2 separate regions of the Homo sapiens genome follow, and region 1 is linked to region 2. Evidence: chromatin loops called from intact Hi-C (ENCODE). Cell type or tissue: prostate gland. All regions are shown on one strand. Each heading gives the region's core, and the rest is flanking DNA. Links, peaks and the distances in the headings are about the cores only.

What was found. Hi-C counts contacts between places; a loop is a spot of excess contacts. Peaks named below come from ENCODE experiments on the same cell type or tissue, not always from the same donor. Only the 100,000 strongest peaks of a DNase experiment are listed, where the experiment ranks them.
Region 1: a loop joins it to region 2, with 2.5 times the contacts of the local background. A loop is called at or near these places in 1 of 110 quality-filtered maps.

Annotation. Positions count from the first base shown.
Region 1 is chr18:36,664,776-36,681,616 of GRCh38, forward strand. It overlaps FHOD3 (formin homology 2 domain containing 3), which reads left to right. Exons shown (of 29, transcript NM_001281740.3): 15 at 16,661-16,795. Among named protein-coding and RNA genes, the nearest start is that of TPGS2, 160 kb to the right of the region's middle. RefSeq lists a silencer at 9,517-9,743. In prostate gland, for the core only: no CTCF peak of the experiment used is centred there; a DNase peak (open chromatin) is centred at 7,776; H3K27ac peaks cover 2,810 bases.
Region 2 is chr18:36,175,293-36,186,152 of GRCh38, forward strand. ELP2 (elongator acetyltransferase complex subunit 2) reads left to right here. Exons shown (of 22, transcript NM_018255.4): 22 at 1-5,265. COSMOC (cell fate and sterol metabolism associated divergent transcript of MOCOS) reads right to left here. Exons shown (of 2, transcript NR_134605.1): 2 at 4,709-5,098. Among named protein-coding and RNA genes, the nearest start is that of COSMOC, 6.7 kb to the right of the region's middle. RefSeq lists an enhancer at 10,427-10,860. In prostate gland, for the core only: no CTCF peak of the experiment used is centred there; a DNase peak (open chromatin) is centred at 4,879; H3K27ac peaks cover 1,432 bases.

The DNA.
Region 1 (16,841 bases), core at 5,238-10,237, 490 kb after region 2:
GTGAGAGAGAGAGAGAGAGAGAGAGAGAGAGAGAGAGAGATTGAGATTGAGATTTCTCCTTCAGAAAAATGTATTACTGGGCTGGGCGCAGTAGCTCATGCCTATAATCCCAGCACTTTGGGAGGCTGAGGTGGAAGGATTGCTTGAGACCAGCCCAGGCAACAAAGAGACCCCAGGTGTGGTGGCTTATGCCCATGGTTGCAGCTACTCAGGAGGCAGAGGCAGGAGGATCACTTGAGCCCAGGAGTTGGCAGCTGCTGTGAGCTAAGGTCATGCCACTGCATTCCAGCCTGGGTGACAGAGTGAGACCCTGTCTCAAAAAAGAAAATGTATATTGCTAGATCACTGAATGTTTGTTTTCCTATCTCTTTCCCCATTCCTTCCCTCAAAGCCCAGTAATGAGGACTAAATAAGTTTTATTGTTATAATGGAAGGATACTGAGTTTCCAGTTAATTTTGGAAATTATGTATGTAGGATACACAAGTCTTACATACTCATATATTTCATTCAACAAGTACTTATTGAGTGTATCGATTGAATCAGACACAGTCCCTGACTTCACAGGGCTTACACTTCAGTGGCAGAAGCAGAAGATGAGCAAATCATCTGCAAATAAAGAGTTTCCACTGCAGTGAATGCTGCGAAGAAAATGAACCTTCATAGGAGAGCTGAAAAGAGAGAGGCAATCAAACTGGGGGCCTAGCACAGGTGCTCTGTTGTTGTGGGGGATACCCCTGGCAAAAGGTCTGGGAAACTGAGTCACTAATGTAAGGCAAATTGCTATTTGCTCTGAGATTGGCCTGGTGGGGGGGCAGGGAGGTTAAGAGGGGGATAAGAAAATGGAGCGAGTCCATATCTTTCTTCAAAACAGGGTTTTGCAAATCTGGGAAAGATGGGAGACCATTTGGAATCAATTTAGCATTTAGAGAAGAGGCAAGTGTGCAAAAGAAGAGTGAGTTGGCCTGGAGTGAAGAAGCAGAGAGGAGATGGGAAGGAAGAATGTGCCTTGGTCCTGGCCAGCAAGGCCTGGGAGCCACGTAACACAGGAGATGCTGGTGGCAGTCAGCGCTTTGGGAAGCTTCCAGGAGATTGGCAAATTGTGAAGCCAAACAGGTGGACTTGGGGCTGTGACAGGAGAGGACTGACCTCCTTTGGGCCGGAGGACTCACTTGGTCTTAGATGGAGGGTGGAAATTAAGAGGGAATGAGAGAACTGGCAAGAACTGCTGTATGCCAAAGTCAGGGCCTACAAAGGGGCCAGTGGACAGGCTGAAGCATGACAACAGCCAGGGCCTGGAGGAATGGCTTCATGCTCTAGATATGAGCCAGCACAGTAATGTGAGACTCCATGTGGGACCAGTCTCCACAGCACACTGCGTGAGCCCTGCTATTCCTTCCCATGGCCAAGGAGCTCAGATCTGCACTGAAGCAGTGTGTGCAACAGGCTGGAGAATAGAAAGCAAGAGGGAGACTGAAATCCACATCCAGTCTCTGATGATGGCTGTCTTCAGGATTGTAGCAGTGGTGATGAGAAAAGCTGCCTGTTTCTTGGAGATGCCTCTGGGGCTTGCTGGTTTCATCATGAGAGCTAGGATATGACCCTGAAGCTATGAAGGAAGATTCTTAATTTTTCTTTTTTCAGGGCAAGCAAATGCCTTTTACAACTGGGCATAACTTAGAGTTACCTCTTGTCCTGTATCATTAGACAGGGTGATCCTCAATTTCATAGCCAGGTTGTGAGGACGATCTCATTGCTCAGCATCATTTCAATGCCATTTTATTATTATTTTTGACCTCTAAGTCTTCATATCAAATTATCTACTTGTGAATTAAGTGCTAATTTCAAGTATCAGATATTTTATGAACTTAGTTTTTGCTTTTGTTAATATTTTACCAGAGATGATAATTTACTTTTTAAATAGGAAACATCGAAGGTTTGCATCTTTCGCAAATAAGATTTTACTTAACTTGAACTTACCAAGGGATATTTTTTTAAAACAGCTTTTGCAGTAAAATTGACACGCAAGAAACAGCACATAAGTTTTGGCGTATGTGTACAACAGTGAAACCCTGACCACAATGGAGATAATGTGCATATCCATCACCCCAAAAATCTTCTGCTGCCTCTTTGTGATTATTGCTGCCCTTCCCCATCCCTAAGCAACCACTGATCTGCTTCTTCATTGTAGATTCATTTGCATGTGTGTTTTTAGCATTTTATATAAGTGTAATCAGGCAGTATATACTCTTTGAGGGGAGTTGACTTCTTTCAGTTAGTATAATTGTTTTGATATTCCTTCATGTTGTTGTGTGTTTCAATTTCTTTTGATTGAGTAGTATTCCATTGTGTACATAAACCATAATTTATCTGTTTACCTGTTGATAGACACTTGGGTTGTCTTTGTATGTACATGTGCTTTCATTTCTCTTGGGTAAATATAGTCATTCGTCACTTAATGATGGGGCTATGTTCTGAGAAAAGCAGTGTTGGGCAATTTTGCTATACAAAAATAATAAGGGACTATTCTGAACAATTATATTCCAATAACTTTGACAACTTAGATGAAATGGAAGAATTTCTTGAAAGACAAAAACTACCAAAACTCACAGAAGATGAAATAATCTGTATGAATTAATATAAGATAAACAAAGATAGAGACATTGAATTTGTAGTTGTAAACTTTCCCATGAAGAAAGCTCCAGTCCCAGATGTCCTCCTAGGCTATATGGTATAGCCTGTTACTCCTAGACTGCAAACCTTGCAGCGTGTAACTGTACCAAATACTGTAGGCAGTTGTAACACAGTGAGAAGTATTTCCGTATCTAAACATAGAAAAGGTATGGTAAAAATACAGTATTAAAGAGAAAAAAATGGTACATCTATGTGGGGTACTCACCATGAATGGAGCTTACAGAATTGAAAGCATGAACATTACTGTTCATGCCTAGGACATTACTGTACATCACTGTAGACTTTATAAACACTGTGTACTGAGGCTACACTAACGTTATTAAAAAAGAAAAGTAGTTGTGCTACAATGTTATGATGGCTATAACATCACTAGGTGATAGTACATTTTCAGCTTCATTGTAATCTATGGAACCACTATCTTGTAGAACATTGTTGACTGAAATGTTAAGTAGTGCATGGTTGTTACTAAAAGTAGAATTGCCAAGTTTTATGGCAGGTGGATGTTTAGCTTTTAAGAAATTGCCTGTCTTCCACAATGGCTGTACATGAGTAATGCTCATAAAATGAGGGGAAACATACTCCTTCCTCTTTAGCTTTCTAGAAGAGGCTGCGTAGAATTAGTACTAGCTCTTCCTTAAATATTTCATAGAATTCACCATGAGGACATCTAAGACTGGAGCTTTCTTCAAGGGAAAGTTTAAAACCACAAATTCAATGCCTCTAATAGATATTTATCTTATATTCTTATCAGATCATCCATTTCCTCTTGAGTGAGTTTTAGTAGATTTGTCTTTCAAGAAATTCTTCCATTTCATCTAAGTTGTCAAAGTTATTGGAATGTAATTGTTCAGAATAGTCCCTTATTATTTTTTTTAGTATCTGTAAAATCTGCAGTGATCGTATTTCTCATTCTTAATATTGGTAATTTGTGTCTTCTCTCTCTTCTTTCCAATCAGTCTGGCTAGAGATTTATCAATTTTTTTTTGACCACAAAGAACCAGTTTTTGGTTTCATTTAATTTTTATACTGTTTTTCTGTTTGTTTTATTTTCTTGCTTCTGCTCACTTTGTGTAAAATTTGCTCTTTTTTTCAGTTAGGAGATGAGGTCATTGATTTGAGACTTTTTATCTTTTCTAATATAGGCATTCAGTGTTACAAATTTTCCTCTAAGTATTGCTTTTGCTGCATTCCACAAAGTTTAATATGTTGTGTTTTTATCTTCTCTTAATATGCTTCTTAAGTTCTCTGTCAATTTTTAAAAAGTCTTTACCCCATGGGTTATTTTAAAGTATTTATTTAGCTTATAAGTATTTGTGGATATTCCAACTATCTTTCTGTTACTGATTTCTAATTTAATAAAATTGCGGTCAGAGAACATATGTTGTATGACTTGGATACTTTTAAATTTATTGATATTTGTTTTACAGCCCAGAATAGGATCAACTGTGGCAAATATACTGTGTAAACTTGAAAAGAATATGTATCCTGATGTTTTGGGGTAAAATGTTCTGTAGATGTCTATTTGGTTGATGGTATTGTTCTAGTATTCCGTATCCTTAGTGCTTGTCTGTCTTGTTCTGTTACTGAGAGAGTAATAAACTGCATTCTATAATTTTGATTTTTAAAAATATGTTGCTGTTCTATTAGTTTTCCCTCGTATCTTGAAGCTCTTTTATTAGGTGCATAAATATTTACAATTGTTATATCCTACTGATGGCTTGACTCCTTTCATTTGAAATGACCTTTATACCTGGTAACATACTTGATTCTTAGGTCTACTTTATCTGGTATTAATATAGCCTCAGCTTTAAAAAAAATAGTATTAATATGGTATATCTTTTTTATTATTTGAACATAAATTAGGTTTTATGTTTCTTGTAGGCAATATAGTGTTGAATCTTTTTTTTAATCCAGTCTGATAATCTCTACCTTTTAATTGGAGTGTTTAAACCATTTAATGTGATTATTGATTTGTTTGAGTTTATATTTTTTATTTGTTCCACCTTTTTATTCTTTCTTCCTTTTGGGGGGTTGCATATTCTTGATTAGTTCATTTTCTCTCTTTTGTTGCCTTATTAGCAATAAGTGTATTATTTTAGTGATTGCATTGGGGTTTATAGTATACATTTTAATTTATCATAGTCTACCTTTAAGTGATAGTATGTATTTCATGCATAGCATAACAACCCTGCAACAACACACTTTCATTTTTTTTCTTCCAGCCTTTATGCTACGGTGATCATGGATTTTACCTTTAAAATGTTGTAAACTCCACAATACATTGTTATTATGTCTGCTGTAAACAATTGATTATCTTTTAAATATATTTAAATAATAAAATAAGGCTTATATTTACCTGTGTCATTATCTTTTCTAATTCTTTTTTATTTTTGTGTAAATCAAGATGGCCATGTGGTATTATTTATCTTCTGCCAACATTTCTTTTAGTGCAGGTCTAGATAATGAATTATTCCTGTTTTTATATGTCTGGAAAAAATATTTCACCTTAATTTTTGAAAGACAGTTATTGCTAGGTAAAGAATTATAAGTTGATAGCGTTTTTTTTTCTTTCAGTACTCTAAAGATGTTGCACCACTTTGTTCTACTTTACATTGTTTTTGATGATAAATCTTCTGTTTTTATTTTTATACCTCTGCATGTAACATATCATTTTTTTCCTTTGGCTGCTTTTAAGGTTAACTCTGTCATTGGTTTTTAGCAGTTTGATTTTGATATGCCTTGGTGTAGTTTTTTCATGTTTCTTACGCTTGGGACTTGAGATTCTTGAATCTGTGTGTTTACAGTTTTCATCAAATTGCGAAAAATCTTAGTGCTTATTTCTTTAAAAATGTTTGGTACTTTTTACCTCCCCTTTCTTTTGATAACTCTAATAGCATGTATATTGGGTCATTTGAAGTTTCCACAAAGTTCACTGGTGGTCTGTTGATTTTTTTCATTTTGCTTCATTTTGAATGTGTTTCATTTTGAATAATTATGTTGCTGTGTCTTCAAGTTCGCTAATTATTTTTCTTCTGTGGTGACAATCTACTGTTTCAAGTGGTCTCTTTCTTAATACCTTTCATATTTTAACATGTTAAATATTTTCTCTAGCTTCTTGAATATGTGGACTATAGTCATAACTGTTTTATCATTCTCCCCAACTAATTCTATCATCTGTGTCATTTCTGGATTGGTTTCAAATAATTTACTTTTTTTCTTCTGATTATGGCTTGTATTTTTGTACTTCTTTGCATGCTTGGTCATTTCTTATTGGATGTCATATTTTGTAAATTTTATCTTGCTGGGTGCTGGATGTGTTTGTGTTCTTATAAATATTTTTGAGCTTTGTTCTGGGATGGGCTTAACTCAGAAACAGTTTGATCCTTGCAGGTCTTGCATAATTAGCTTTGTTAGGCAGGACCAGAGCTATGTTTAGTCCAATATATTTCCACTACTGAGGCAAGACACTTGTTAAAACTTTAACCAGTTCCCTCTGAATTATGAAGTTTTTCTCTGTAACTGTTGGGAACAGGCAGTACTCTCTGCCTTATATAATTTCCAGACACTGTTTGCTCTAATTCATTTGGATAGTTCTTTCACTGGCCACAGATTACTTTTTACATGCATATGCTGAACAATCCTCACCTAGTTACTTGAGGGAAACCTTCTGCAGATGTACAGAGGTCTCTCTCTCTCTGTATAGACCCTTTCTGGTATGTTACCCTGCCAGTGTTATCCCCATTGGCCTCTCTAGACTCCCAGCTTTGTCTCCTCTACTCAGGGAGACTTCCAGGCTCTGCCTGGGTTTTCCCTTTATGCACCACAGCCTGCAAATGTTCTCCAATCAGTAAGCTAGGGCAATCATGAGGAACACCTCCTTTGCTTTTCATCTCTCAGGAATCACTGGCCTTCACCATCTGATGGCCAGTTTCTTCAGTGCTGCTGTTTCATAGATTTTTTCTGGTTTTTAGTTGTTTCAGGTACAGGTAAATCTGGTTCCTGTTACTCCAAATGGACTGAAAATGGAAGTCCAAGAGCTTTCCTTTTTTCACCACTGAAATAGACTCCAGTTAGATGTAGAAAGTTGGATGAGTTCAGTGTGCCAACTTTTACTTTATGGGAAACTTTTATTAGAAAAGCTAATTTCTGTAAAGAGAGACAAAAGAAAAAAGCAACACGAAAGTGATAGGTTTCATTGTCCATAAATTTGTCCACTTGCTACAACATGTGTTTTTGTGGCATTGCTCATATCACTGAAGTAGACAACAAAATTCAGTCAGTGTGTATTGATGGCACTCAGACACAGTTGCTGTGGGGGAAGGAGGAGAAGCAGGCGACAGGGACTGCTTCTGATGTGTTCCCAAAGGCAACAAGGGAGTAAGCCGTGCCAGAAACAATGTTCATTCACAAAACAGTGAAGGAACGAACCAATCATTTGTGACGATGTGCCGAAAGGACACATCCAGGAGTCTGGAGAAATAAAGAGCAGTGTCCACTGTGGTCATCAAGGGAGGTGTCTTGAAGAACTTGGGTAGAGAGGAAGTGAGATACCACTAGGCAAAGGAACTAGACTTCTTTGGGAAGCAAGATGGTGAGTGGCTTGATTGGCATGGAGGCCATCTTAGGGGACATTTTAGGGGACAGTGGTATATGAGTTTTGCTAATAGGTCATATTGTAAGATAACTTTAATTGCTTCAACATTTCAGATTTTATTGGAGTCCGCCAATGAAGTGCCAACTTCCTCAGACAGAAATAGAGAAAATATTTTCAAAACCCATCCTGTTTCAGTCAGCTTTTAACTACATAAGAAACCACCAAAACATGGTGGTTTAAAACAACAACCATGCATTTACCTCATGATCTTATGGGTTGGTAATTTTGGCCAGGCTCACCTTGAAAAATTACTCTGGTCTGAGCCGGGTTAACTTGTGTTTGCAGTCAGCCGGTCGTTGATCATCTCATTTGATATCTAGCAATTGTCTGGCTATCAGCTGACTTGATGGGGCAGCTTGGCACCATGCCTCACGGCCCAGCCACCTCGCCCAGACTTGTTCAAATGGCAGTGGTGTAGGGTTCCCAAGGGCAACATGGGAGCAAGCCCCGGCGTGCAGATACTTTTCAAGCCTCTGCTTGAATCGAATCATATTTCTGATTGCTACATTGGCCAAAGCCAATCACACGTTCAGCCTAGATTGAAGGGGATGGAGAGAGACTGCTTTTTCTTTAAAGGAGTTGCTGCAATATTCTGTGTCTATTTTTATAAGAAACTGTGCGTCTGCTAAAGATTTATTGTGCAATAAACAAATAGAAGAGTGACCCGCTGACTGTTGAGTTTAAAGTTACTCACTTTGTTCAAAAAGTAATTGCAGGCTATCTGGCAGACTTAAATTATATTTTGAATGGTTCTTAAGTGTTTTAAAAGTGAAACTAGTGTACTTCCTCTTTTTTTAATCCTTTTCTTCTGGGCTTAGTGCAACTGAAAAATCTAGTATATTTTAATCTCTCCTATTTGTCTTAGCCTTATCTTTATAAAGATTTCCTGTTTTATGTTTAGTCTATTTGCAGGTAATTAGATAAACAAAGTGCCAACTCATCATCGAAAAAGAAAGACTGTCATTGACAGAAAATCTCCCCCTCAGCTTTTGATCATCTGTCTGTGTTGTCTTTGCTCAGCCTGGGCAGTGGGTTTGTTCTGTTAAGAGCCAAGAGACATTCCAAACTACCTAAGATGGAGATTGGGCTAGTTGTCTTGTATCGTTCTTCTGGCAAATCACTTTTCTGTTAAAAAGGCAAGAAGTCAGAAAAAGGAGAGGTTACTGTTTATGCATTAAAAAACCCCATTGTGTTATGGAACAAATGAACTGTTTATTTCCGAATCTAAGAAGTTATTCTCATGATCAAGTATGTAATTTTGGTTCTTTCTGAAACCAGCCCTTTTATTATTCAAGTTTGTATAATGGAAATAATGTTGAATTCCTATGAGAAAAAACAATGTAAGCCATTTACTTTACCTCTCCCTCTCAAAAAAAGTGGGAACCTGAGTAAAGTATTCCTAATCACCACTTAGTAGGTTTTCTGGGTCCCTGACAGTAGTGAACACTCCCAGAGAGCAGGCAGAGGGAGAGGCACAAAGAAATGGCTGGAGACTATGGGTGAACTTAGCCTGGGATCTGGACAGGGGTTCCTCGATCTGTCCTCCACACTCAGCGGGAAGGAGGGAACTGCAGGGCATTCCTGAAGCTAACCCAAGGTCAGGTGGGGAGTGAGTAGCCACAGCTGCCTTAGGACCCCTTTCTTCTGTTGCATCCTGCTCCCTTTCCATTCCATTGCTTCACGGACAGAAATCCCTCTCTGAGATACATATGTCAGAGGGATATATATTAAATATTAGTTTAACACATATATGAGGGATATGTATATCCCTCTGATATATATATTTTGGTTCTTTCTGAAACAAATTCTTTTATTATTCAAGTTTGGATAATGGAAATGCTGAATTCCTATGAGAAAAACAATGTAAGTCATTTACTTTACCTCTCCACCTCACATATGTGTTAAACTAATATTTGGATCTAAAATTTCAGTCTGCCATTGATTTCCACTGTGATTTCAGAGTATATTTTCAAAAGGAAGGAAAGTCAAAAATTCTGATACTGGGTTTAGGGAACTTTCTATTGCTTCTGTGCTGAAATCTGAACAATGAGCCCTGAGTTTTGGTGACACTGAAGCCTTGGCTTTCAAGTTCACCTGACTTACGATGCACCTGTGTTTTCTGTCACAGCCTCAGTGCAGTGACAGCCTCATGACTAGAAAACAGTGCTGAGGGTTGAATCCACATTTATATACCAGGGGATGCAGATCCTCTTCCACCCTCAATTTTGTGACAGGCTTGAGGCCCTTCTTTTAAAAATTTATTTTTATTTTTTTGAGAGACAGGGTCTTGCTCTGTCACCCAGGCTGGAATGCAGTGGCGTGATCATAGCTCACTGTGGCCTTGAACTCCTGGCCTTGAGCAGTCTTCTTGTTTCAGCCTCCCATGGCTCTTCCTGTTCACTGGTGAAGCTGCTTGTCAATTTTGATGCATTTATTCAGCAACTAGGTGTCTGGTTGGACTTTAAATTCCCTTTGTGGTTCTTCTTGCATTCTTAAAATGGAGGTCAGTAAAACTTTTTCTAGTTTCAGTGACTTGCTAAGTGAGAGCTGAAGTTCCTGGAACCCCTGTCACTTGGCTAGGAGAATATGAATACAAATAACGCTAACTGAGACAGTGAGGGGAGCATCTTGGGGCAGCTCCGAGACTTCACATGAAGACAAACATGTAAAGCTGTCACATGCAAGCACGTGCCCCTGGGAGTAAGTTCTGGGATAAGATGTCACAAACTCTTATGCAAAGAAGAGGAAGACTTGAGAATACTCTATGATGCACACTGCTCTGGATTTGACTCTTCCAGTAACATTTTTTTCCTCAAAAAATTGAACTTGAAATGTACTGTTACTTCTGGGGATTTTTGAATGCCAATACTACTTTTTGTTGTCCTGTATTTCCTTTCCCTGGAATCTTAGGGCCCTTTGAGCTCAGTGTCTTCCCAGCGATGGGAGGCTAGGGAAGAACTGCCGTGATTGTCAGCACACTGGGTTGTCAGCCATAGGACAGGCCTCCTGCACACCTAGGGAAGGCTGGCTAATCATGTCCCCACCCTCCATGGCCACCTCCGTGCACCAGAAATCAGGGTAAGCTGGGTGTCCCTGGCCATGCAAGTTCTTAGCTGTGTCCTCTGATGCTCTGCCACTCACATGTCTCAGTCCCTTTCCACGTGGTCTCCTCTGTTCCTTTGCTTCCTGCTGCCACCCCCTTTCTCTCTTCATACAGTTGGCATCTTTTTTTTTTTCTCCCTACAACTTTGGCTCCTTCTCTATTTTATCCTCTCACACTTTGGTCTCATACAGGGCCACCAAGGGCCTCCCCACCTCCAGGCCCTTTTGCTTTTGCTTCTCTCAAATGCACAATCTCTCTCCCAGTGCACAGCCCTGAGACATGACTATGATTAACTCAGCCTTCTGTGCCAGGAGCCTCCTATGCCACTGGATAGCCTGCCTTTTGATGGGGTGCCTTTGGGGCAGGCACCCACCCTGCATTCACTCAGCTGTTGCCAGTGGGAAGGGTCTAGTGCAAAAAACTCCTCTGTAGGTCCTTATCATACCTTAGAGAATAGGCTGGGGGTCTGGGAGCACGGAGACTAGCATATACATATTATTCTGACTTCATGCATCCTGTTTATTCAATCATTAGTTGATTCATCAGACAGTGAGGCTCTTCTATGTGCCAGGGTAGAGATGAATGAGAAAATAGGATCTGACCCCAAAACGTAAGCTGCTAAGAAGACATTATTTGGCTCCTAAAATCATTCTCCTGTATAAACTACCCTATTTTTGGTTGTGTTTCTGAATTCTAGAACTGGATCTAACTATTGATGTTCAGTTAGCTTGGGGTTTCAAAGATATTTGATATACAAGTTAATTATCCACCTAAGAAGGACTTTTATTTATTTAAGAGAAATAGAATGGCTTTAAAATATATATTCAGGACTTACAGAAAATTTTAGATAAATCTAGAAAGTTATAGAGCAATAAAGAGTATCAGATATAACATTGAAACCCTTATCCCTTTGATTTCCCTTCTTCCCCAGAGATGATCACTACACTGAATTTGGTGTTTGTTATTCTCAGATATGGTTTTGTTTTTATGAAATGTACATGTATCACTAGCTTGTAGATTTGCCATACATGTATTTAAACTTCATAGAAATGATAGAATATGGTTTCTTTTCTTCAGTCTACTTTTCACTATCTATATATTTTGCTTTGGGGAATTACCTATGTTCATATCATTCTAGTTATTAATTTTCACAGATGTAGAGTATTCCTTTCTAAAAACAAACTATATTTTGTTTATTTGTAGGTATTTGTATAATTCTAATTAACCACTAGCAAGCAATAAAAACACTGCAACATATAGAATTATTTACCATACATGTCTATCTTCTTTATGCATGCAAAAGTTACTTTCTAGATAAACGTAGAAGTGGAATTGCTAGGTTTTAGGATATATACATCTTCAAATGTATTAAGTGTTTTTTTTTCCAAAATGATTATATTAATTTCGACTTCTAGAAGCAGTGTATGAGTTATTCTGTGCCAATGGGTTAGTGTCATCAGACATTAATTTTTGTCAATCCATAATCTGATAGGTGTGAAACAGTATATCACTGTGGGTTTTGCTTGCATTCCTTTTCCCTGATTTCTAGTGAAGATGAGCATCACTCATATCTGTATTGGCCATTTAAAATGCTCATTACCCTTTGCCCATTTTCCTCTGGGTAGTTTGTCTTTTGCTTACTGATTTGAAGGGGTTCTTTTTGTACAATGTATACTAATCCTTTGTAGTTTATATATGTTACAAGTAGTTTCTCCCAGGTTGTTGCTCTTCTTTATTCTTATGTAGTCTTTCAATGTGCACAAATTTTAAATTTTAATATATGCAAATTTATCAAATCTTTCCTTTTTGGTTGCTCTTTGGTCTAAAAAAACTTCCATATCTTGAGATCTCAATGTTGTAAAGTTTTGTCTTTTACATTTTTCACTTAAACTATCTAGAATTTATTTTTATATTTGGTATAAGGTGGGACTAGTTGTATTTTTTTTTTTTTTAGATGGAGTTTTGCTTCTGTTGCCCAGGCTGGAGTGCAGTGGTGCAATCTATGCTCACTGCAACCTCCACCTCCCAGGTTCAAGTGATCCTTCTGCCTCAGCCAGTAGCTGGGATTACAGGCATGCGCCACCATGCCCAGCTAATTTTGTATTTTTAGTAGAGACAGGCTTCTCCACGTTGGTCAGGCTGGTCTCAAACTCCTGACCGCAGGTGATCCCGCCTCAGCCTCCCAAAGTGCTGGGATTACAGACATGAGCCACCATGCCCAGCCTGTATTTTGTTTTATATGGCTAAAAGTTGTCTCAGCACCATTTGTTAAACAGTCCATCACTTCCCCACAGATGTGTAATAACACATTTGACATGAATCAGGATTCTATCTGTGTATGAGTCTGTGTCATGGCTCACTGTCTCACTCCATTCGTCCATGTTTTCATTTGTGCACCAAGACCACTTTGACGGGCAATCATTGTGGTTTCAGAATGGGCTTCATATTGAATGTGGCCAGTGCTCTGCTTTGTTCTTACTCAAAATTGTCTTGGTTATCCTTAAAACCTCAGGTCCTGTGTAAAAATTTTGGACTCAGCTCATAAAATTTCATGAAAAATCCTTTTGGGATATTGATTTGAAATTGTATTAATTGGAAAAAAAGAATTGGCATCCTGACTGCATTGATTTTTTTCAATACATAAATGTGATATAGCTTTCATTTGGGTCTTTTAATAAGGTTTTATAAAGGTCTTTCATATTATTAGTTAAGTAATTTCATAGTTAGCTTATGATTAACTTGGTAAATTGTTGCTAATGTAAAAATGTAATTGCTATTTCTATGTTTTATATATAGAAACTTTGCTAGACTCTTAATAAAATAACATAGGTTTTCTTGGATTATCTTTATAGATGGTCAGATTATCTGTAAATAGTGATGTTGTATTTCTTTCCTTCCCTTATGCTTTTTACTTTTCTTAGTATTCTGGCTTGGACCACCAGAATAATGTCAAATATAAGCAATGATGGAAACATCCTTATATTATTTTTAACAGTAAACTGTTCTTAATATTTCAGCATTAAGAATGATACTGGCCAGGTATAGTGGCTCATGCCTGTAATCCCAGCACTTTGGGAGGCCAAGGCAGGATTGCTTCAGCCCAAGAGTTCGAGACCAGCTTGAGCAACATGGCAAAACCCCAACTCTACAAAAAACACAAAAATTAAATGGGCATGATGGTGCATGCCTGTGGTCCCAGCTATTCAGGAGGCTGAGGTGGGAGAATCACTTGAGCTCGGGAGGTCAAGGATTCAGTGAGCCATGATCATTCTGGCCTGAGTGACAATGAGACCCTGTCTCAAAAAAAAAAAAAAAAAAAAAAAAGAAGAAAGAAAGAAAGAAAGAAAAAAAGATACTTACTCTAGTTTTTAAAATTTTCCTTGCCAAATACCCACTGTCAGATTAAGAAAGTTTTCTTCTATTACTAAGCATAGTAAAGGGTTTTTTTTTTTAAACAAATGGTTGTTGAATTTAAAGCTTTTTCTGCATTTGCAGAGGTAGCCATGGTTTTTCTCCAATAAACTATTAACGTGGTAAATTGTATTCATTTATACTGTCATCTTACATTACCCTTACATTTGTTGGGCAAACCCAATGTGATTTTGTTTCAGATTTTTGCGTTGGTGTTCATAATTGCAAATAGTATATAAGTTGCCGTCTTCACACTGTTCTTATCTGGCTTTAGTGTCAGAGTAATATGAATCATGTAAAATGGGTTGTGGGAGATTTTTTCTTCTTTATGTTGTCTGAAACTTTCCATATGTCTAACTTGAACTCTTCCTTGAGTAGTAGAAATCACATTAAAAATCTGACTTTCGTGGATTTTTTTTCATGGGTGTGAATATATTTGTAATTAATTAACTCAATTTCTTTTGTTAACAGGGCTATTCAAAATTTCTATTTCTTTCTCAATCAGATTTGGTCAATTATATGTTTTTAGAAAATCATCCATTTCTTTAATTTTTCAAGTGTATTATAAAAATTTCCCCTTATTTTTGTAATGTTTTTTGGTCACTATATCTATAATTGTATTTACCTGTCATTCCTGAATATGCTCATTTATGGCCCTTTTTCTTGAATAATTTTGATGGAACTTGTCTATTAGGTTTTTCACAATTATAAACCAGCTTTTAGTTTTGTTGATTTTTGTCTATACACCTTCGTTTTCCTATTTTATTAGTCTTTGCTCTTTATTTTTTTCCTTTTGCCTTCTTTGAATTTATTCCACTGTTGCCTTTCCAATTGTTGAGCTGATCACTCATTAATTTTTACTCTTTCTTTTCTTCTAATATAAATACTTAAGACAATAAATTTCCTTCTAAATACTACTTTAGAGGTATTCTACAAAACTTCATATTCAGCTTTTTCATTATGGTACCCTTTAAATGTATTCTAATTGTCCATGTTTTTTTTTCTGACCTAAGTTATTAGACATGTTTTAGTTTTTCCAATTATATGGATTTTTTTCAAATTTATCTCCTTGTTATTGATTTTCAATGCAGTTGCATTATGATCAGTAAGGTAGCTCGTGTGAAACCAGTTTGTGGCATTCATTCTTGAGCTTTGTGACACAATTGATGGTCAATTTTTGAGTAGTCCTTATATATTTGAAAGAATATGTTTTCTCCCATTTGGGCACCAGGTTATATACATGTTAATCTATTAGATAAAACTTATTAATTGGGTTAAACAAATCTATTATATGCATAACAGTTTTATCAATTACTGTGCAAGAGGTATTACAAACCTCTTTACTCTGATTGTTGATTAGGTTTGGCTGGATACAGCAGGGAAGAATTCCCACAAAATAATAATAGCTTACAAAAGTTAGAAGTTTGTCTGAACTTATTTTATGAGGAAGATAAATAAACTCTATCTATGCCTTAGTGTCCAGAGCTGATGGAAATAGTTCCATAGTGAGCCTGGAATATTGAATTTGGTTACTCCCTCCCTGTAGCTGCCAGGGATGGTGGTTTCTTCCCTCCATTTTCCCTGCCACCTATGAGTGATAGCCATAGGTGACTCACCTTTTCTAGGGAGAACATCTGTGGGACTCATGGCAGTCTGTAATATGAAAGTCACATCTTTCTCCTGCACTGAGATCTGTGTTCCCCACCTTGCAGGTATATTTTTCACTGAATCCAGGTAGGATTTTACCCAAGCTATATCCTTGGATAAATAAATTGGCAAAATATATTTCATAAATATTTTTCTCTTTGTTTTGGAGATTTTTTTCCATAAGTGAAGGCCTCAATTGTCCATAACAGATTTTATTCTCCAGAGATCCATCAGACTCCTTTACATAGCTAACCCCTTTCCTTATATGTCATACGGTTACTTGATTTTCTCTTCTCCCACTCATTCTCTGATTTAACATCTCCTGTGATACTCACCCTGTGGTTTCTCTCCAAGGCTTTCACACACATTTTCAGTGAACAGTCCAGACTCTTGTGTGATGTTACTAATACCACTGCCTGTCCTTTGACCATGCTGAGTCCTTGGATGCTTCTTGACATAGAATGTCATAGAATGAAATTTCCTTAATTCTATTCACATTTCAGCCCATTGCAAGTTTTTTTGTCCTCATCTGTCATCTCATTGCCTTGTTCAATTATTCTAAAGAAGTGTATTGTGAGACTGATATATAGTAAAATATTTTTAGTGCATGTATAATAGAAAATAGTTTTATAAAATCACTTTTTTTAAAATTTTAGATTTGGTGGTACATGTGCTGGTTTGTTAATCGGTATCTTTCATGATGCTGAGGTTTAAGCTTCTAATGATCCTGTTACCCAAATAATGAATGTATTACCTGATAGATAGGTAGAAAATAGTTTTAGATTGAAAGCTGATTCTAGCTCATCTACGTCTTAACATAGACCAACTGTAAAATATATATAGAATGTATATACATTCCTGGAATACTTCTATAACTCCCATTCTTGAGGGCTGCTTACATGTCAAGCATGTTGCTTGCTATTTTCTGTCTGTTACCACCTTTTCTCCTGCGAGCACACTCACAGTATGATACTTTTCCCCAATTTACAGACAAAAATCTGAAACAAGAAGACCCGAGGCATTCAGTGATTTTCCCCAAGCATTGCCTAGGTACCGGCAGACCCTCAATTCTAACCAAGGTCTGACTGGTGCTTACTTCAGTACTTTTAATCACAGGCCAAGCAACTGAAACATTAACTCATTGTATCTCCAGGTCATCACCGAGTGGTCTTCTCACATCATCCTTCAGGCAGCACCAAGAGTCACTGGCAGCAGAGAGAGAGAGGCGGCGGCAGGAGAGAGAAGAAAGGTTGCAGAGAATAGAGCGGGAAGAAAGAAACAAATTCAGGTAAGAAGGATCTTAAGATTTTTTTTAAATAGTGAGTTAAAAATTA
Region 2 (10,860 bases), core at 1,784-6,783:
GAAAATAAAGAGAGGAAACCTAGATTACTTAATTTTATTTTAACATTTTCTATAGATAGCATACCACGCCAAGTGTGCTCTGTCTTGATCCCCTTCTTTCTAGCATCTGCCAGACATTGTAGAGTTTCGCAAGCAGTTGTAGGTTTGAGCTGCAGCCAGTCATTTCTTTTATTCTTTAAAAGTACATAGATTTGTCTTTTTAGGGCTTTACTGAAAGTAAAATATCCTGACATTTAAACTGACAGATGTAGGAGGTAAAAAATAGAGTTCTGAAACATTTGAATTTATGTGACAGCTGAAGTCACGAGATGAGGGATATATGTCCCCCAGGGAGGATGCAGAAAGAAGAAAAGGGTACTGGAAACAGCATGTCAGTGGTGCCAGCTGAGGGCTGGAGGCAGCCAGGAGAGTTGGGAGCCTGGGTGCTGGGTGGAGAGAGGTTAACAGGGAAGACATGGGAAGTATTGTGAAGGCTGGTGTGAGCAGGGGACTACTCCAGCCCTGTTGGAACATAGAGCCATTTGGCAGATTGACAATGCAGTGACAGCTGTATATAATAAATGTGTTGAAAGGAGGAAGGTGAGGATTTTCTTGGTGGGAGTTTATGCTGTTATTTAACATATTTTGCTTCCAAAGGGGTTAAGATGTTTTACCTAAATGGAGGTTTCTAGGTCAGTGCTATACAATATTTCTAATCTGTGTTTTATAGTGTGAGCTACATATGTAATTTTAAAATTTTCAAGTAGCCACATAATAAAGGAAACAGGTGAAATTTAATGACATATTTCCTTTAATACGGTATATCCAAAATATTATTATGTCAACCTATAATCAGTATAAAAACCTGTTACTGAAATATTTTATAGGGCCCATCTCAGTTCAGACTAGCCACATTTAAGTGCTTCATAGCCACATGTGGCTCATGGCCATCCATATTTGGACAATGTACTTTAGACTATTGCATCTGTATACTCTTGTGCCGTCAGCTGGGGGGTGGGGTGTGTGTGCGTGTATACCAAGGCAGTGAGCATCTGAGCTTTGAACCTCAAAGACCAAAATGCCCTGCCCATTTTCCTGCTTATCAGCTGAGGAATCTTTACCCACATTGACACATGGGCTTGTTCTGACCCAAGTGCATGCAGGCTTCCAGAGCAGATTCAGAGGCCTAACTTAGTCCTTTAGCTTTCCTCCCAGCACAGAACTCCCAAGGTTATCTGCAAGTAGGCCTTGCCTAGAGAGACTGAGTTTTCAAGTTGTCAGTTTTCCCAAATTGTCCTCAAGCATCTTCCTCTGGAATCACCTTACTGTTTAGTAAACATTCAGAGGACTTGCTACACATCTGGGCAGTCTGCATTGTAATTCATATGTGTTTACACATTTGTGTCTTCATCTGCTAAAGCACCTTTGAACCATATTGTAATTCATAATATCTGAAGCAATTATTATGAATTGTAGTAATTCATAATATTGAAGCGATTCATAATATCTGAAGCAATCCCCAGATACGGGTTAGGCATGGCCCTGCTCTGAGCAGGATGGCAAAAGTGGCAGTCCGTGACGCAGCCCTTGTTACCCCAGGCTATTACTAAATGGTGGTGGTGGTTTTATCTTAATTAAAATGACATCACCAACAATGGGCCCTTTCCTGTCTGCCAGGAAAAGTTTTCTGTAGTGACGCACGTGTTGTGTGTGTATGTGTGCGTTTGAGGCTATATTACTCATTGCTACGGCAGTTCAAAATGACTTGGAAAAAAACAATGAACGCTGGTCATTGATATGTATACTGACATGTTTGAGGGAAGTTACTGTGGTCTGTAACTTATGAAATACATAAAAAATATGATGGGTGGAGTGACGGACACATGGACAGATATGAAGCAAGCACTGTAAAATATTAGTGGTAGTTTTTGTATGCCCATACTCACGGCACCATTATTCACAGTAGCTAAGAGATGGAAGCAATATGTGCCCATCAGTGGGTGAATGATCAACAAAATGTGGTATATTCATACAGTGGAATATTATTCAGCCTCTAAAAGGAAGATACGCTGACATGTGCTGCAACATGGATGAATCTTGAGGACATGATGCTAAGTGAAGTAAGCCAGTCACTGGAAGACAAATACTCTATGCTTCCATTTATGTGAAGTATCTAGAGCAGTCAAATGCATAGAAACAAGTAGAATGGTAGTTGCCAAGGACTGGGGGAGGAGGAAATGAGGAGTTGTTTAATGGGTATAGTGTTTCAGTTTTGCAAGATAAAAAGTCCTGTGGATTGGTTGCACAGTTAAGTTATGTGAATGCTGTATGCCAACTCAACTGTACACTCTAAAATGGTTAAGATGGTAAATCTTATCTTTATTTTACCACAGTTTTTTTTAAAGCATGGTAAACACCATTTCCCAGGATGTAAATCGGTACTAAAAAAAAAGTGCTCCAAAGTAAGATATATTTGGGAAACACAGGGATAACTAAGGTTAGATAGGTGTTCTTTATTGCAGGAATTCTAAGAGCATTTAACAAATTAATTTACACTGGGAATTTTCAGTGTGGAGGGTCTGGCTCATAGCATTTCACAAACATTATACTTCAGAGTCCCAAAGCCTTTAAATAAAATGTTAATGGTAGAAACTCCTTAAGGGGTGTTCACTGTACAATTCTTTCAACTTTTCTGCATGCTGGGAGTTTTTTTGGTAACAACGTGTTGGGGAAAATGGCCTTGGAATATTTCATTCAAATTGGAGCCAAGCTAACACAAAGCTGTTGCTGCTAGTGGGAACAGCCCTGATGTCCATGTAACAAGCTGCCCTCCCCAACTCCCTCCTTCCTGTTTCTCCCTCCTCGGCACCCACTTCTAGGATTAACAGGCAGGGAGACGGGAGAGCCCAGCTCTGGGTACAGTTGGGCCACAGCAGAAGGAGGGCCAGGGTAGAGGTTTGGGCCTTGGCTCTGATGCTTGAACATAAACACACCTAGTCAGAAGTACATCAGTACAAAGTGGGCCCTACAAAATTATAGGGTCAGAAAACAGGTAAGTGGTTACCAGGGGCTGGGAATGGGGAGAGGAGTGACTACAGAGGGACCTAGATTCTTCAACAAATACATTACAAGAGGAAAAGGGAAGGGAAGGGAAGCCTGGAGATTGAAAGATACTTGAGACGTGTGAATCCAGTGCAATGTATGAACCTTGTTTGCCTCTTGATCTGAACTAGCCAATCAATCTTGTAAAAATGTGCTTAAGGGACAAAGCAAATTTGAACTCTGGCTGGATATTTGATGATATTAAGGAAACAACATTTAAACATATGACAGTGGGGCTATGGTTATGATTGGTTTTGTTTTTTTTTTCTCTAGAGACTGGGTTTTGCAGTGTTACCTAAGCTGGTCTTGAACTCCTGGGCTCAAGCAGTTCTCCCACCTCAGCCTTGGTTTAAGAAAAAAAAAAAAAAAGTTCTCTTGAATCATAATTTCAGTATTTATGGATGAAATCAATTTATGTCTTGGGTTGTTTCATAATGATTGTGTGTGTGTCAAGGACTAGATGGGTTTTAGATGTGTGGATTATTAATGAAGCTGGGCAGTGTTGGGGTGGTCATACTATTCTAATTTTTTAATATACTTAAAATTTCCTTATAAGAATTGTTTAGAAAGAATGAGCATATCCATAAGTTAAATACAAAAATTGTTACATTGTGAGGAGTTCTTCCCCTTCTAGCATGTAGTGGATGGTCCAGTATTAAGGCTCTGCCATGCTTAAACAAGAGACTGGCACTCCAAGGACAATGAGGCTGAGGCCAGAAGAGAGACAGCGTGTTGGATGGCTGCATGTGGTTGGTGGATAGAGGACTCTGAGCCCCACTCTGGTGGACTCAGAGATCTGGGACCCGGGCCGGGCGTGGTGGCTCATGCCTGTAATCCCAGCAATTTGGGAGGCTGAGGCGGGTGGATCACTTGAGGTCAGGAGTTCGAGACCAGCCTGGCCAACATGGTGAAACCCCATCTCTACTAAAAATACAAAAAAAAAAAAAAAATTAGTCGGGCATGGTGGTGGGCGCCTGTAATCCCAGATGTTCCAGAGGCTGAGGCAGGAGAACCGCTTGAACCCAGGAGGAGGAGGAGGTTGCAGTGGGCCGAGATCGAGCCACTGCACTCCAGCCTGGGCAACAGAGTGAGACTCCATCTCAAAAAAAAAAAAAAAAAAAAAAAAAATCTGGGACCCAGTACTGAGTGAAGACACCAGAGTGAAGGAGAGAGGCCATGCTGTGTCCGAGAAGCTCCTACTGGGGTGGAAGGGACAGCTCCACAAAGGCTGCTCTTGCAGGGGCTCTCCTGCAGCAAGGTGCCTGCTGACTGTCCCCAGACTGTCTCCCGACACAGAGGGATGCAAAGGCAGCCTCTTCCTGCTCAGTGGAATAGGGAAATTATATCACCTTTCACTTCCCACTCTCACTTCTGCCCCTGCTACCCTTAGTCTTTGGCTTTTGCTGACATTTTCCCCTCTTATCTTTTCTCCTGACCAAGTTCTAGGTATTTCATAGGGCAGTCTAGGTGAGGGTTGGAACCCCAATGAGTTGGGCAACAGAAACCCAGCTCACACTGGCTGTCACTGTGGGCAAGCTGTTCCCCTCATCTCTAAAAGTGGAGATGAGATTAGTGTATGAGTCTGGCTTCCATTCAACTGTGTGTGAAAAAAAATTGTAAAATTTTCTTTCTGGTTTACGCAAGTTAAAAGTTTATTTCTCTCATATGAAAGGAGTCAAGGCAGACAGACCAGGATGGGGAGGGAGATGTCTACAGGGTCAAGGACCCAGGCTCTTATTTCGCTGTCTGACGTCCTTAGTATGAGGCTTTCACCTTCCAGGATGGCTGCTTGGCCTCCTGCCATGGTCTTTGCGTTCCAGCCAGCAAAGAGGAAGAAGGCATGAAGAAAGGCCTGCCCCTGACTTTAAAAACATTTCTTGGAAGTCCCATACTATTTTGCTTAATCTCCTCGGGCAGAATTTAGTGTTGTGGCCATACCGAGCTTCAGGAGAAGCTGGGAAATTAAATCTTTATTGCAGATGCCCATGTGCTCAGCAGAGAACTGGGGTGCTTCATTCTGGAAGAAAGGGAGAACAACAGTAACCAGTGTGTAGGATTGTTCTGAGAATTAAATGAGCCAATATATGAAAAACACTAGTTTGGTCCCTGGGATATAAATAAGACAGCAGTAATTTGTATCTGGTACTATTATGATTAAATAAAGCTCTGCTCGTGTCAACTCCATAGAGCCTTTGGTAAACCCCTCAAGTATTCTTTTTTGTTTTTCCTCTGAATTCCGGAGTATTTTATTCCAGTTTTGTTTTATGGCACTTGTCACCTTATATCTTCTATTTTTGTGTATGTTTTATGCTGTGTCAGGTAGATGCCTTCTATTGTAAGGAAGTTCATCTCAAACACAAAGGAATTACTGGCTCATATGACTGAGAAAAATTCAGTGGTGGGATAGGCTTCAGGTGCAGTTTGATATGGGCTCTGCCTTCCTTTCTCTAGTTTGCTTAGCTCTGCCCTTTCCATGGCAGCCTTCTTCTTTTGTTATTATTTGAGACTGAGTTTCACTCTTGTTGCCCAGGCTGGAGTGCAGTGGCGTGATCTCGGCTCACTGCAACCTCCAACTCCTGGGTTCAAGTGATTCTCCTGCCTCAGCCCCCTGAATAGCTGGGATTACAGGCACATGCCAACACTCCTGGCTAATTTTTGTATTTTTAGTAGAGACGGGGTTTCACCATGTTGGCCAGGCTAGTCCTGAACTCCTGACCTCAGGTGATCCACCCACCTCAGCTTCCCAAAGTGCTGGGATTACAGGCATGAGCCACTGGGCCTGGCCCGTTATTATTTTTAATAGAGGCAGGGCCTTACTATGTTGCCCAAGCTGGTCTCAAACTCCTGGGCTCAAGCCATCCTCCTGTCTTGGCCTCCCGAAGTGCTGGGATTACAGGCATGAGCCACTGGGCCTGGCCCGTTATTATTTTTAATAGAGACAGGGCCTTACTATGTTGCCCAAGCTGGTCTCAAACTCCTGGGCTCAAGCCATCCTCCTGTCTTGGCCTCCCGAAGTGCTGGGATTATAGGGGTGGGCCACCATGCCTGGCCACATGGCAGCTTTCCCCTGAGGCCGTTCTCCCTCATTGCCGTAAGAGGAATGCAAACAGCCCCTACATTACTTTTTTCCTTGTTAGTATCAAAGGAAATAACTCTTAGCATTAAGTCTCTAACTTTACTCTGACTGGACCATTCCTCAGCTAATCACAGTGGGCAGGGGAAAGCCGCATGTTAAGTGGCTTGGGCCTGCCCATCTGATGTAACAAGCTGTGAGATCACCTGTGCTGGCCTAGAGGCAGAGTAGGTCCCAGTGAGATCACATAGCTGCTCTAACGTGGGGTGGTTCTCCAAAGCAAAATCAGAGGGGCCAATGGATACAGGATGGGCAACCAATGCAAGCCCCCTATACGAACCTGCTAAAGCCTAAACACCTGCGCATCAGATGGTTTTCCTGTTGTCCACAGCATCCCTGAATTCAGCAAATATGTATTGCCACATATTTGCTGAATTCAGGGATGAATGAGTTTGATAATGCTGATGGCTGGTGGAGGAAGTATTCTCAAATGTAATCTGCCAGTCGGTAAATAGAATATCTGAGATTCCTGTCTTGGTGGTTAAAGGGGTAGGGGGCAAAGAGTAGGAGGGAGGTGCTAGCACAGAAGGGACCAAGAAGGGGCTGGCCTGGCCCAGTGGACCTGCTCATGAATGAACATGGGAGAAGCCGAGCCCCCAGGAAGACAGCGCCAGGAAGATTGCTGCTCTGGGCCCTTTGCCCTCTCAGTCCTGTGGTCTACCTAGTATTGGTGGGTTTGGTTGTTTCAAACATTAGATATAATGGAGCCTTGTTCCCAATCATTTCATGATGTTGAACTGCCCTTTTCATTTCTATTCACAGGAAAGGTCTTGTGTCACTCTAGGGGAGGGAGCTTCCTGGGGTTTCTGATCTTTCTTTCCACTGCTCTCAGTTTCTACCAGGGCACTCTGCCAGTCTTTGGAGATAAACTTGCTCCAATGCTATGTCTGTCTCACTGCTTCCTTTGCCAGCCCTCTTCTGACTTCCTAGGTACCAGGATATCCAGGTCTGTGAGCTCTCATTTTTGGAAAAGTGTGCATTTCACTCTAGTAGGAAACACTTAAGTTAATTTCATTATCCAAACCAAATTCAGCCTTCTTGGACATACCTATCCCTATCCTGATATTTGTTGGGAAATTTGATTCCTCGTAATTGCAGCCCCCAACTGTAGGTTGGTGCAAAAGTAATTGCAGTTTTTGCCATTTTGATGCAAAAGCCGCAATTACTTTTGCAGCAACCTAATATCTTCCAGACTAGGAGGCCAAGGTTTTCAGGGGGCTCACCAGTGGGAAAACCTCTACCCTTACTCACCATTTAGGACTTGACCACTATAGTGGAGCTGCCATCCCCACCTGGATAATAGAGCTGTTCCTGCTTAGGCCACTGCATACCACCTACCCAACAAGTTTAACAATCTGTCCTAATTGTTTAACCCTTGTCCTAATAGGCCTTATGGCCTTAGATATTGCCAAGGTGCTCTCTTCTGGCTCTGTCCCCACTTCTCTAACTGAACTTTCCCACCTGTGGCATGAGACAGAGACCCTTTAAGTGCCACTGTCCCCAGGGTTCTGGCCTCTTTCCCTAAACACTTCAGAGCTCCTGAGATGACCTGTCCACAAGCCCCTCACATGACTCAAGTCTCCAACCCCAGACACTCTGTCCCTTTTGAGCCCTGAATCTCCACCGAGATGTCCTGACCGAGTTCCATATTGTCTCCCTATGCCTGAGACTCCCTCTGTCCACTCAGTCTCCCAATCTGACAGCACCAAGTCACCTTGGGCCAGTCCTTCGTCCCATTCATCCCTGAATTTCATCACTTCTGCACGATCTGGGCCTCAGACCAGGCCCTCACTGCTCTTCGCCAGGACTTTTGCCCAGCCTCTGACAGCAGGGCTGCCTGCAACCTCCCCACTCCCACCTCCCCCACTGCTGCCTGGGGTCTAAGCACACCCCGATCCAGCCACTCTCAGGAGGAGACTCTAGGGTGTTCATGTCCCTTTTAGACCAAGGCCAGCTTTCTCCTCTGTACCAGAAAGTCTGACCCCTCTTACTTCTCTCACTCCCCATCACACTTATCCCCACAGAGCTGCAGTCTGTGCTCCAGCTTCATTAAAAGTCCTGCATCTGGAATTCTCTGAGCCTTTTTGCAGCTCTAGACCTTTGAGTATGGAATGCTGCCTTCCTTCCCCCACCTCCTCCTCCAGGACCCTCTGGGCAGGTCTCCCAGCAGCCCCAGGTCTGGGAGGCTCTTTACCCCAAGCCTGGACCTTTGTGGGAAGGACTTTTCTCTAGCGCTCTGCAGCCTGGAGGGGTGACCTGACTATGAACCTATCTCCTTCCTCATCCCAGGAGCCTCTCAGGCACAGAGACTGCCTTGCTGACTGTTGTCTTCTCAGTGCCTACCATGTTTGCAGCAGGGCACAGCTGCCCAGTGAACACTGAATAAATGCCCCTGCCAAAAGCACTAGTAATTTTCAAGTGAATCTTCTAGTGTTTCAAGCCTGGACAGTTGCAAGAGGTTATAGCTGGTTTTCCTGCTCCCAATTCTCACAGGCTCATCCAGTCTGGTCATGGCCATTGGATAGTTCTACCTAAATCACTCATAGGGCACTTTCTAGTTCCAAAGCCTGCCTTTCCTTTGTTTGTCTACCACCAACTCCAAGCCTAACTCTGACAAGCACTCATTCATCTTCTGCTGAGTGAGTGAATGAATGAATGAATGAATGAATACATGAATGAATGCTTTGTATATAGTAGAGATTCTTGCAAGTGGAGCCCATTGCTAGGAGACACTGGGGGTGGGAGTTGTTAACCTGGGAGCAAGGGGATTTCGGGAAGCATCATCAGGAGGTAAGGAATCAGGCTCAGTGAGGTGCACCAGGGACTAAGATTCACACGGGGAGAGATTTAAAGTACAAAATTGAGGGCATCTCACCTGTCTGCCCAACTGGCTCATAGACACATAATTTTTCAAGTTCTTAGGTGAGAAAGGGTTGCAAGTGGGAGTTGGAAGAGCTGTTTTCCTACCTAGCTGTAAACTTTAGGTGCAGAAGCTGGCCTCTGGGGAACTCAGCATGGACCAGCTCAGGTTGCTTGGAAGCTCCAAGGCCAGCAGCTGGACCAGGTGAGAAGTGGCCATGGCAGCCTATAGCACAGGGCCCAGGAGATCACTCCTCCTCCCAGGTCAGACATTCCTTGGTGGGGATAGAGGTTCTGCTTAAGGCAGGGTGAGAGCGAGCAATCTGACTTCTGATAGTCTCTTTCTGGTAGGAGCGGCCCAGGGAATCTTGGTGAAATGCACCTAAGGGTGCCAATTAGAGGCCAAGACTCCCAGTGTTTCTCACATTCCCTACTCCTCCTCCCATCTTGACTGGCTCACTGCTATGGCCCACTTCAAAGGCTTCCTCCTTTGGGCTACCTTCCCTGGATATCTTGCTAGGAAGTAGCCGCTTCCTCTCTTTCAATTCTATACCTGCATCCTGAACCAGTGCTGCCTGGGCACTCAGCCCACATTGCCTTGTGGCTAGTGTAGGTTCATTTTCCTACTCAGCTGTAGGTGCTATCTTCACATCCACCCTCCCAAGCACACAGTGCCCTAGATGGGCATAGCCAACTGCTTTAAAGTATTTCTGGATTAATGGTAGATCCGTGATTTTTAATAACCTTCAGGAGTTCTGCACTGACTTGGCCTATTCCAATCCATCACTAGGCGAGCTTGTCTGAAGCAGCACCCCTGTGGACTGGTGGTTTGTTAGTTGGCTGTAGAACTCCTTGAGGAGAGGTTCTCCTTACATTTCCAGGGAAATGACCTAGGCCCTCCCTCCTCAGAGTGCCATTCGTGAATGGGGCATCAGCATCACCTGGGCTACTTAGAAACACAGAACCTCAAAGAGTCAGAACCTGCCTTTGAATAGGCTCTCTAGGGGATTCATGCAAATGAATGCCTGGAAACCCTGGCCTAGGGGAGACTCTCACCAGGAAGCAGGGCTTTAAAAGGATGGGTGAGGAGTGACACACTGAACAGCTGCTGGGAGGACCAACTCACCCCTCTCAACTTAGATGGGGAAACTGAGGCCCTGGGAACCACGGTGGCTCACACCAGAGAGTTAGCAAAACACACTTCCCTGCCTGGGCTCTGGAGACTGACTTCCCAGGTGCTAGCTTGTCTTCTAGCTGTGTGCCCGTGTGCAAGTTATTCTGCCTCTCTCTGCCTCAGCTTCCCCATCTGTAAGAGCCACCTCCTAGATCTGCATATTTAATCATTGAACGACCAGGACAGGTAAGAGTGTACACAGTGCAGTGCCTGGCACACAGTGAGGCCCTGTAACTAGCTCTTGTTATTAGTGCTGCCCAAAGCCACATTCACAGAAGACAGTCCAGTATCCAAAGTGCCTGCTTGAAGCATGGCCAGAAGGCAAGCAGATGGTGGGGTGGGCAGTGATGTCAATGAGCAAATGCCTGCATCCATCCATCAGTACATTAACTCCTCCTCGAACAACTATGGGTGTTTGTCGAGTAAGGTCCTGGACATTCAGCAGTGAGGGAGAGAGCGGGGGTGGTCAGTGGGCAGAGGCCACTGAGGAATATGGGTACCTGGGCATGGACCCTAGCGCTGCAGTCCACAGACCCCTGGGTCTCCGGCCAGGGGGAAATGAGCTCTTAGTGGCGGGTCTTTCTCTGGCCTGGTATCAGGGGCCTGGGCGGGA